Regions from separate parts of the Mus musculus genome. Here region 2 is linked to region 1. A link is a loop called in an ENCODE intact Hi-C map of the cell type or tissue named here. Cell type or tissue: left cerebral cortex. All regions are shown on one strand.

What was found. Peaks named below come from ENCODE experiments on the same cell type or tissue, not always from the same donor. Only the 100,000 strongest peaks of a DNase experiment are listed, where the experiment ranks them.
Region 2: a loop joins it to region 1, with 1.9 times the contacts of the local background. A loop is called at or near these places in 4 of 42 quality-filtered maps.

The regions. Positions count from the first base shown.
Region 1 is chr12:77,778,949-77,783,948 of GRCm38, forward strand. Gm35440 (a long non-coding RNA gene) reads left to right here. Exons shown (of 4, transcript XR_381711.3): 2 at 3,699-3,815; 3 at 4,567-4,659. Among named protein-coding and RNA genes, the nearest start is that of Gm35488, 31 kb to the right of the region's middle. In left cerebral cortex, a CTCF peak has its summit at 2,616 (motif pointing left); a DNase peak (open chromatin) is centred at 2,592; H3K4me3 peaks cover 305 bases; H3K27ac peaks cover 409 bases.
Region 2 is chr12:77,672,657-77,677,656 of GRCm38, forward strand. No RefSeq gene overlaps it. Among named protein-coding and RNA genes, the nearest start is that of Gm35440, 75 kb to the right of the region's middle. In left cerebral cortex, a CTCF peak has its summit at 2,282 (motif pointing left); DNase peaks (open chromatin) are centred at 2,264 and 3,052.

The DNA.
Region 1 (5,000 bases):
TGCTGGGTAATGATCTCTTTTGGGGTTGAACAACCTTTTTACCGGGGTCACCCAAGACCACCAGAAAACATAGATATTCACATTATGATTCATAACAGTAGCAAAATGACAGTTATGAAGTAGCAATGAAAATAATTTTGTGATAAGGGTCATCACAACATGAGGAACCGTATTAAGGGTCACAGCACTGGAAGGCTTGAGAGCCTCTGGGTTACACGGAGAAAGCAAGAAACCCAAACAGCATACGGGGGCATGGCGTCAGAGGACACAGAAGTGGTGGGAGGATTGGGCCACACCGGTTTGCAGGCCATACTGATGGCAGGAGTGTCAGCACATTGTAAAGGTACTGTGGTGGCCCAGGGGACTCAAAGCAAGGGGACAGAGGTGGCAACTGAATGCAAACACAGAGATTTTTAACAGTCCTAAAATGTAGATGATCAAGGTGTCAGTGCATAAGGGCTGAAAACGAGATGGAAAGTGGTCTGGGCAAGAGTCCACAGATGAAGAGGAACAGCCAGGAAGGAGAGGTGAAAAAATCTAGGGGAGTCTGTGGGACAAGGCTCAGTAGTTGGACACGGTGGCACAGGGCTATACCCTCAGCCAGGTAGAGAGACTGAGGCAGGAAAGTTTCAAGTTTGAGGCCAGCTTGGGTTATACAATGAAACCTTGTATCAAAATAAAATTTAAAAAGAGCAATGGATATAGCCCAGCGGTAGCACATGCAGGGCCTGGGTTCAATCCTCAGTAGCGCAAGGAAAAGAAAGGGGGCCACCAAACGGGCTCAGGGTTTAATTAAAGCAGGTGTCTAAAAGCTCTCTGTTATTGGGGGTTACCCTATATATAGACTGGGGTCTCTCTCCTGTCACCATTTCTGGGTTTTGTTGCTTTGTTTAGGCTTGCAGCTTGCAGGTGGAAGGTGAGGAGAAGGGGGCTGGTGGAGCACCTCACTTCGTCATGTATATCTGCCGGAGAGATGAAGACTAAATGGCTTTACCTACTTAGAGTGGCAGTTTATTGCCTGTTTAGCTTACAAGACAGCAATCCCCTCCCTGAAGGGGAGGGCAGCATATAAATGCAATTTACGTCTCTGGCAACTACCTACAGCCTTCCCTTAATGAATCAGTCAGACCATCATGGGCCTCCAAATTGGGTCCTCTGATCCTTTCAGCTTCCAGGTTCTTGCTTTCAAAGTTTATGACTGAATTGGAGACTATTTACAGCAAATGAGACATTTCTGTGAGCCTGGGGGAAGGGGCTCTGATAAACCAATGGTAGAGAATGGCAGAAGATGTATCTAGATGGCATTGGGGACGTGGGGATGGGGGACGAGAGCAATGCCAGGGATCAAACATACTGGACACAAGCTCTCCCAGCCCAGCTATATACCCTGTCCCTCCCCAGCAGGGTTTTTAAAGGCATATTTACATTGTCTTGATCTGTGTCTGGAAAAGGCATGGAGACAGCAGCCACTATTGGACTTAACAAATTATTTGTGTCGACGATGAAGTCCAAACCTACAGTAAACATTGACTACATTTGACCTGTTTTAAGCACGAGGAATTAAGATGGATCTAGGTTTCTGTGTTAGTCAAGGTTGGGGCAGAGATCAAAGAGTATGCTCAAAAGAAATGGCTGAAGATAATTAATGCAGGGGCTGTTTCTAAGCAGTGTTAATGGAAGGCAAAAGGGGTTATGGAAACCCTCGCCCATCTGAAAATCTCTAACACTCCCAGGCATCTGTGGGGAAAAGGGCTGTGTATTCAGGTGGCCCAGTGCTTCCCTGATTCTGAAAGACAAAGGAGCCACACTCTCTCACCAAGCCTTCCTGAGCCAGCCACACAGCTAGGTGCAGAGGAAGGCTCAAAGTTTCTGAGTGGCAAGCAGGAAAAACCCACCCGTGAACACAGAGGCTTGTTCAGAATCGTACATTCATTTGGATCAATATATTTATGCTGATCTATGGGCTTCATTGTCAATGCTCCTCTGGTTCCATGATGCAGTTGAACCCACATCAACAATACTAAACAAGCCAACGAAACCAGCCCTGTTAGCTCAGTACACGGCGGCGCTGGCGAGGCTGGAAGGGAGCTGTACTGAAGCGAATTGTTTGGTAATTCCTGGACTTCCCTTCTGAAGTCAGCTGTGCCTCTGGCCACTGGCCTCTTTTTGCCCCACCCCTCATGCAAAAGGAGCCAGGATTTTGAATTATTGATGAAATCAGACTAAATTTGGGGATTACATGTCTCCATCCCGCCTGTTGTTTGTCCAGTAAATAGCATTTCCTCTGTAAAACTGGAGCTTTCATCTCAGGAGTGTGGACCAGACTTAAACAGACATGGAAGCTTCCCTTGGAGAAAACCTTCTGTGATGCTGGAGCGCTTTGATCTGCGCGCTCTCGGCTGCCATGAAAACACAGAGGCCGCCAGGACACTTTCCCCTTGGCCCGATTCACTTCCCACTGTGGAGTACACAGAGAAACAGACTTTGCTCCTGGTCTTTTTCCTGGCTCAGCTACAGCCTCTCTCACTGGAATTTACTAATTTCTGAGCAGTTAAAATGTTCTCTTTGGTGAGACAGAATCCTTCCGGGGCCCTAGTGGAGACTGGCAGACCTGCTCAGACAGCGCCCTCTGCTGGACACTTCTGGGATCGCGCGTGCCTGGAGGGCCGGGCCAGTTCTGACCTGTCAAGGTGGCAGTCACAGCTGGGTTGTTGAGACACCTGAAATGTGTGTGCGACCTTTTTTTTTTTTTTTTGCCTAGAACACCTCAGTCCTTAATAACCAAGATGCACAAAGAAACCATAGAATTGAGGAAGACACCCCCCCCCGATTTGTCATAATAGAGATTTCTAAACAATGTGCAAAAATCCCTAGGGTATATAAGACTAATAAATTGGACTATGTTAACACCAAGAACATCTTTATGGCTGAAAAAAAAAACATAAAAACTTAAGAGACAAAGGGGCAAAATGCTTTCAATATAGGATCAGTATCTAGAATATATAAAGAATCTCTTTAATAAAAAGAAATGAAAAAATCTAATAGGAAAATATTGCAAAGATACAAAATGCCAGTTCACAGACAAAGAAGTACAAATAGCCCATAAATACACAGCAAACGTACTCAGTTTCATGGTCAAGCAGGAAAATGGACTCCCAAACCCTAGAAAACATCTACAAAAGCTAAGCCAGCTTATTTCCATATTCTGCTGTCAGGGATACAAGCTTTGTAGAGTGACTTGACAGCAGCTACTAAAATGTGAAGTGACTTACATGGCCGCCTAAACGGAGCTGGCTAAGTACATCGGCTCATCCAAAAACACAGATACAGAGCAACGTCTTTGTTTGCTTAGTGCAGTGCAGGGCGTGAAACCAGGGGCTCTATGCAAGCCACACCACCAGGGGCTCTATGCAAGCCACACCACCACCGTGCCACTGAGCTATGCTCCCAGACACTTTTTTTTTTTAAGATTTATTTATTGATTATATGTAAGTACACTGTAGCTGCCTTCAGACACTCCAGAAGAGGGAGTCAGATCTCGTTACAGATGGCTGTGAGCCACCATGTGGTTGCTGGGATTTGAACTCTGGACTCTTCGGTAAGAGCAGTCGGGTGCTCTTACCCACTGAGCCATCTCACCAGCCCGCTCCCAGACACTTAAGGTAGACTTTAAAATAATGTATTATGTGTACTGACAGGTAAAGAACTCAGAAACTACTACTGACTGAGCAAAGACGATGAAGCCACGGAGTGACACATGCTATCATGACATATGTAAAAAGCCTAACCATACAACACAGTGTGTTTCTCTACAGGTAAGGTAACATACATGTTTAATGCATTGCAAAATGCATGAGGCTCATTTAACTGATAGGGAGAGCTACCTCTGGAATAAAAATGAGAATAGAAATGACAGATGTCTGTCTTCTCTGTAATGTTGATTTTTTAAAGAGGATGCCTTCATAGATTACTTGAAATGACTAAAAGCTACTTTTAAAAGAAGAAACTTTTTTGTTTATCCTATTAATGCACTCAGAATGGTCAGAGGGTCTTGCAGCTAAAAAGTAAAACAGGGCCTTAGGTGATCCATGGGAGGGGGAGGGGGTGTGAAGTAAAACACACCATGGTTGTCATGGAGATGGCTTCATTCACTAGCAATCACCCTGAACATCTAGCTACACATAATCTCCAATTACTAATTATCTCCCATTCAATGTCTTATTTGTAAGACTTGGTTCATAGACCCTATGGTAATAATCCTATTTAAGGTGGTTGGTGTACATGGACTATCTCATTTAAAAGTCCTTTGTGTCTCTCTTTCTCCTCCTTCTGTCCATACGAGGCCATTTAGGTTTAGAGATATTAAATAACTTTCCCAAAGACAATTAGCTGATGTGTGGGCTGGATTTTTCCTAACCAGAGAGCTTTCACATTAAGACACTTAAACTATATCACACAACTGTGAACAGCTCTGTAGTCTTTTTAATGTCCAAATATTCGCTTCCTGTCAGACACGCTCCTGGTTTCTCTGACTCTCATGCTGCATTCCTCGTCATCACATTGTAGCTGATTCATTTGTGAGCGGAATCAACCACAGGACCAGGTGCTGTTCCAACTCCAAGACGAGCAAGAAGCCCGATTCCAAGCGACGGCCGCAAGGTAACTTCAAACAAATTTTGGGGCCCAAGCAATTGACTAAAACCCAATAATAACGGTTGTTTTTAATTCTGTCGTCAAATTCAACTTGGTTCATGTTCCACATCTGAAAATGTTCCATCACAATGTGGAATGCATCCCGTGGATACAGCCTAATGTCATTGATGACCATTCCTGCCAGGCAGAGAAAATATGTCTAGCCTCAGAGATTATAAGATGTGCCCCAGTGAGACTCTTGAGTTCCCTTTGGACAAGAGGTGGGCCCTTTTGTTCTAGAAAGGTTTTCCAGTGATGTTTCTGGAATAACGTGTGAGTAAACAGGGCATTGGGCTTACAAGTCAGTT
Region 2 (5,000 bases), 110 kb before region 1:
ATGTGTGCAGAGGCCAGAGGTAGATGTCTTATTTTCTTAATTGATCTCCACTTTACTCTTTGAGACAGGGTCTCTCACTGAACCCAGAGCTCACTATTGGCTAGACCAGCTGACAACGGGCTCCAGAGATCTATCTGCCTCTTCTGAATATCACATCAGCACTGCGGTTCCTGGTGTGGGGATCTGAACTTAGGTTCTCACGCACAGCAAGCGCGTTACCCACTGAGCCATCTCCCCAGACCCCAGAAAGGTTTCATTCACAACTTTGGAGGTTTCAGGCCATGATCAGTAGGTTCCATTGCTTTGGAGCCTGTGGCCAAATTGCAGACCATGACCAGCCTGTACAGAGGAGCCTTCTCCTATCATGGTGGTTGGAAGCAAAGAAAGAGGAAGAGCAGAGCTGGGGTCTGTAAATGTCTCTGAGGGCATCCCCCATCACCTAGAGTCTTCCCTTAGGCCCCACCTTTTAAAGGGCCAAGCACATCCTACTAGCACTATGAACTGGGGAACAAGCTTATGACATGAGCCTGTGGGGTATGCTGAGGGTCCGAAAGTGATGTTAGAAGCCAAGACCAAGTATGTGATCTTCACGAGTCCAGGAGGCATCTCAGGCCTTTCTCTCTGTGCCCTCTGCCCTTCTCACTCAGCACCTTTAAGCAGCTTCTCCACAGGGAGACATACTCTGACATCATTTCCCGCCAGAACTCCTGCAGCGGCTCTTCACCAAGTCTCCTCTCACCGCTCTTCCTTTGATTCCATCTGCTCTGCAGGAGAAATCAGCAAGTGAGAGCTTTAAAATGAGAACGGGATTACACTCCCTCCCCCGCTTAGAGCCTGCAGGGGCCTCCTGCTGCATTTATAAACTTTTTAATTGACACATAATATTGGTTTCTGGAGTACAGTATGCTAATTTGATCCATGTATACAGTGTGCAGTGGTTAGCATTTAAGCCTCCTTAAACACTGACCACTTCCATATGTTAGGAAACTCCAGTTTTTTGGCAAACTGCTCACAGACTGACCGTCACACCAGCCCATAGTTCTCACCCCTGTGCCTCGCTCCTGCTCACCTTTGGCCTCTCTTTGGTTCAGTCCCTAGGTCTTCACTCGGGAAGTTCCCCTTGCCTGGAATCCTTTCCTCTCAGGCTTCACCTAGCACCCGTCACAGCTGCGTCCCACCTCAGGCCAAGCCTCAGCATGGGTGCCTTCCGGTTCATGTGTATTCCCTGATACTGTTCATGTCTTCAGAGCCCTTCGAAATGTGTTTAATTTAAATGAAATGATCTCTCTCTCTCTCTCTCTCTCTCTCTCTCTCCCTCCTTTGCAAGTATGAAAAACTCTCTTAAAAGTCAGCACTGCCCTTAGACCTGGGAAGGCATGGCTTTTCCTTTATACCTGAGCTTTGGAAACCTGGCTCCAACCTTCTTCTGGCTTTGGCTCACCTAGTGGGGTGAAGCATCCACAGGGCCCACAGCTCCCATCCCAGTGGACAGATTTAGCAAATAAAAATACTAGATGCATAGTCCAATTGGAATTTCAGAGAAGCAATCACTCATTTCTTAAGTATGCCCCCCCCCCATTCAATATTTGAGAGAGATTTATATCCAAGCACTTTGGGTCATTTGGAATTCAAGTTCAGCCTTGTGTTCTGGATGCTATTTGGCAGGTCCAGATCCGTTTTCCAGATCAGATGCCAGCAGACTATAGACTATAGTCTAAGGCTTACTTATCTTTGTGCAGAAGGGTGTACTGAGATGTAGCCACACTCATGTCTGGATTGTCATCAGCTGCTTTTATGCCTCAGTGGCAAAGGTAAATAGTTGTGACCAGAGACTGTATTGTACACACGGTGGTTACTATCTGACCCTTTACCACAAGATCAGATTACACACCAGAGCTTTGAGTCCCTGCATCAACAGTCCAGAGTGTCCAGACATCCTAGGGGCTCTTTGACCTGTTAAGGTAGCCCAAGGAAAAGGGTGTCCCTGAACATTAGGCCCTCACAGCAAGAAAAGGGCTGGGTGGAGCCTGTAGGCTGGACCCTACCCTTTCTGTTCTCCCTACAAGAATCTGAATATCTAAACTTGCGGTCTGTCTTTTCCTTTTACTAGGAAGACCTGTTTTTCAAGGGAATGTATCCTTGTGACCTTGGGCGTTAGATTTGATTTAACTGTTAAACAATTAATTATATGTTAGACTAGGCCCCTTCCTGTACTCTTGACTTCCCGCCTCAAATGTCACATCAGCTTTAGTCAAGACAAAGAAATGTCATCAGTGGTGCCACCTGGTGGTGAGTTCTGCTATCACCATCCCTTGCAGCCTAGCTCCCCAGGGATGAGCTCAGGGGCTGAACTCCCATCAGGACTGTTAACAAGTCAAGTTCTAATTGTGTGGCTTTTGTGAAACATTAAGGGAATACGGAATAATATTCTGCATAGTTATCTTCACAAATTCGTCATTTATGGGTGTCCCATCCAAATACTTCCTGGTATTGTCACGGTGCTTTCCCTTCTGTAAAATGGGTCTGTATGTATCACAATGTGGCTTCCACTGATAATGGGCCTCTTATAGCATCACCCTGCAGCCTGCCCAGCAAGCCAGAACTCTTGTCCTGTTAGAGCTGTCCTGCTCTATTAACCAAAACAGAAGTAAGCAAGAAGCCATTTCCCTCAACATGAAGAGAACAGAGGTTACATTTCAGCAGACTAGACCCTTGATGCTGGCCTTCTCTTGGTACCCAGACCAAAATAAAGGAGAAGAGATTTCTGAAGAAGAGGTTGCTGTAATCTCTCCTTCAATTCCTGAGACCTGTGACTATGTCTTGCCAGCCTCAGCAGAGAGAACACTTAACCACAGAGTTGACTCTGATATTTCTGTTATTCCTCAACAGCCCTTGAAGCCTGATCCTCAGTCAGCTCATCAGGCAGAGTCCACGGGAGGTATCAACAACCATAGCAGAAGAGTCAGGGTTCATTGGGGTTAACCTCCACTGATGCCTGAGCTGGAGATCAGTCGGGGGTGGGGTGCTAAGCTGTTTGTCAGAGCCAACATCTTGTGAAAACAGCTGTCTCCCAGCAAGCCTGTGGGTGAGCTGGGAGCTCCCTACAATCTGCTGACACACCATTGAACTTCACATTACAGTTGGAAATACTTGGAGGGAGCTCAAGGAATAAGGTAAGAGACTGGAAGCAGCACGCTTGTTACATTATACTTTCCTTAAAGATCAATAGATGCTTCAAAAAGAGTCCTCTGATGGCGGGTTGTGTGTGGCTTGGATGAGAAACAGTTCTATGCTTCTGGCCTTGGGGACAGCCAATCTCACCACCCAAGAGACACCCTTCCAACTCTTTGTTTGTGTGTGATCAGATTTGTGGGAAAACAAGTTTACCTTGCCTTTCACTGCAGACTTCTGGAATAGGCAGTGAACCAGGCAGGGGAGGGGGTAGATTTATCAGATCTGGGCTGGCCTGCTGATTTCTAGGTACATTTTTTAAAAATGCATATATTTAGCAAACATTAAGAGCCCTATCTATGTCTATGTCTCAGAAGCTGCACTTAGAATAAACATATCTGACTTGACAATGGCTATGACGTATACTGTCTGGGACCTGGAAAGGCTTTGGACAGGTAAGTACTTTAGCTGTGCTTTGGCCAGCACCATGTAATGAGACAGATGATGGCAAAGGAAAGGGATAAGCTAGCAACACAGCCCAGGAAGTTCACCGAGAGAGGTTCAGCTCCAGAGGCCCCACTTCCCTGAGGTACTCAGACTCAAGAAAGGGCACCCAGGCCTACTGAGTCTGTGAGTTATGGAGACTGGGAGGCAACCTCAGAACACAGTATGTTCTGCCCATGGTGGCCAATAGGAAGCGGTTCTGTGCTTTTTCTGGGGAGTTGGTAGGATGCACTCTCGGTGGGAAGGTTCATAATGGTAAAATTCCTCCCAGGTAAACTGTTACCCTTTGATATGTTACTGCACATTTCTTTATTTTCTATTCATTATCCTCTTTCCCTCTCCAGGGCATATGCACCATAATCACTGATCTTGCCTGTCTTGTCTCTGCTATATCCAAAGCACGCATATACACTAGTGCTAGATGTACCAGTCTCTCCTCTCTCCTCTCTCTCTCTCCCCTACCCCCTCCCTCCTTCTCTGTGTGTTTCTCTCCCTGTCCCTTCCCCCCCTCTCTCTGTGTATAAACAAAGATGGATATTACCTTTCTCTTCTAAAAGTTCATCTGGTTTGATCTAGTCTATTCTACTCTTTTCCACAGGCAGTCAGCAGCATGGACAACCACAGGATAGTCACTTCGTTGGTAGACACTTTGGTGTAGTCTGGGTGAAGTCCTCCTGAGTCCACCTTAAGCTGTGAATGCGGGAAACCAAGGCAATGACAGTGAGGAGGGAGGAGTGGGTCAAACCCTGGGCTATTGAGTAGCTGTAAGCATTAGAAGGCACAGTGGTGACATGAGAGACCCACTCCAGTGAGGCCAGTGCTGACACCCCAAGCTGCAGTCTAAGGCTTCAAGCAGACTGGAGTGTGAAGGTCCAGCAGTTCCACCAATGCCCGGGACACACAGGACAACCTACTGGGCCAATGGCTGCCTGTGCTGGTGAGATCTGGAAGGCCACACACTCACTTGCCTGTGACCGCAGGGGAAGGTTTCTGCTTCTGCTGTCTACAGCTATTTTATTATTTGTTTTTAGCACCAGCCTTATGCCCATGTCCTGGCTTTCCTAGAGGAATTGCTTTGTTACTTAGAGTTTTAAACAATCTAGGAAAAGTAAAGCTAAGTAGATATGTCTTTTTAAAAAATCCATACAACTCTATAGCACATGCTGGGAAGTAGATATGTTATGCTCTTGGTGTCTGTGGCTTTTCATGAGATTTCAGAGAAATGTAAGAGCCCCAGATGATAGCCTTCAAGGGGTACACAGTCCAGCCGGTGTCTGTGCATGCTTCCTAGGCCAGTGCTACAGGATCAAAGGTCTCAGTTTCAA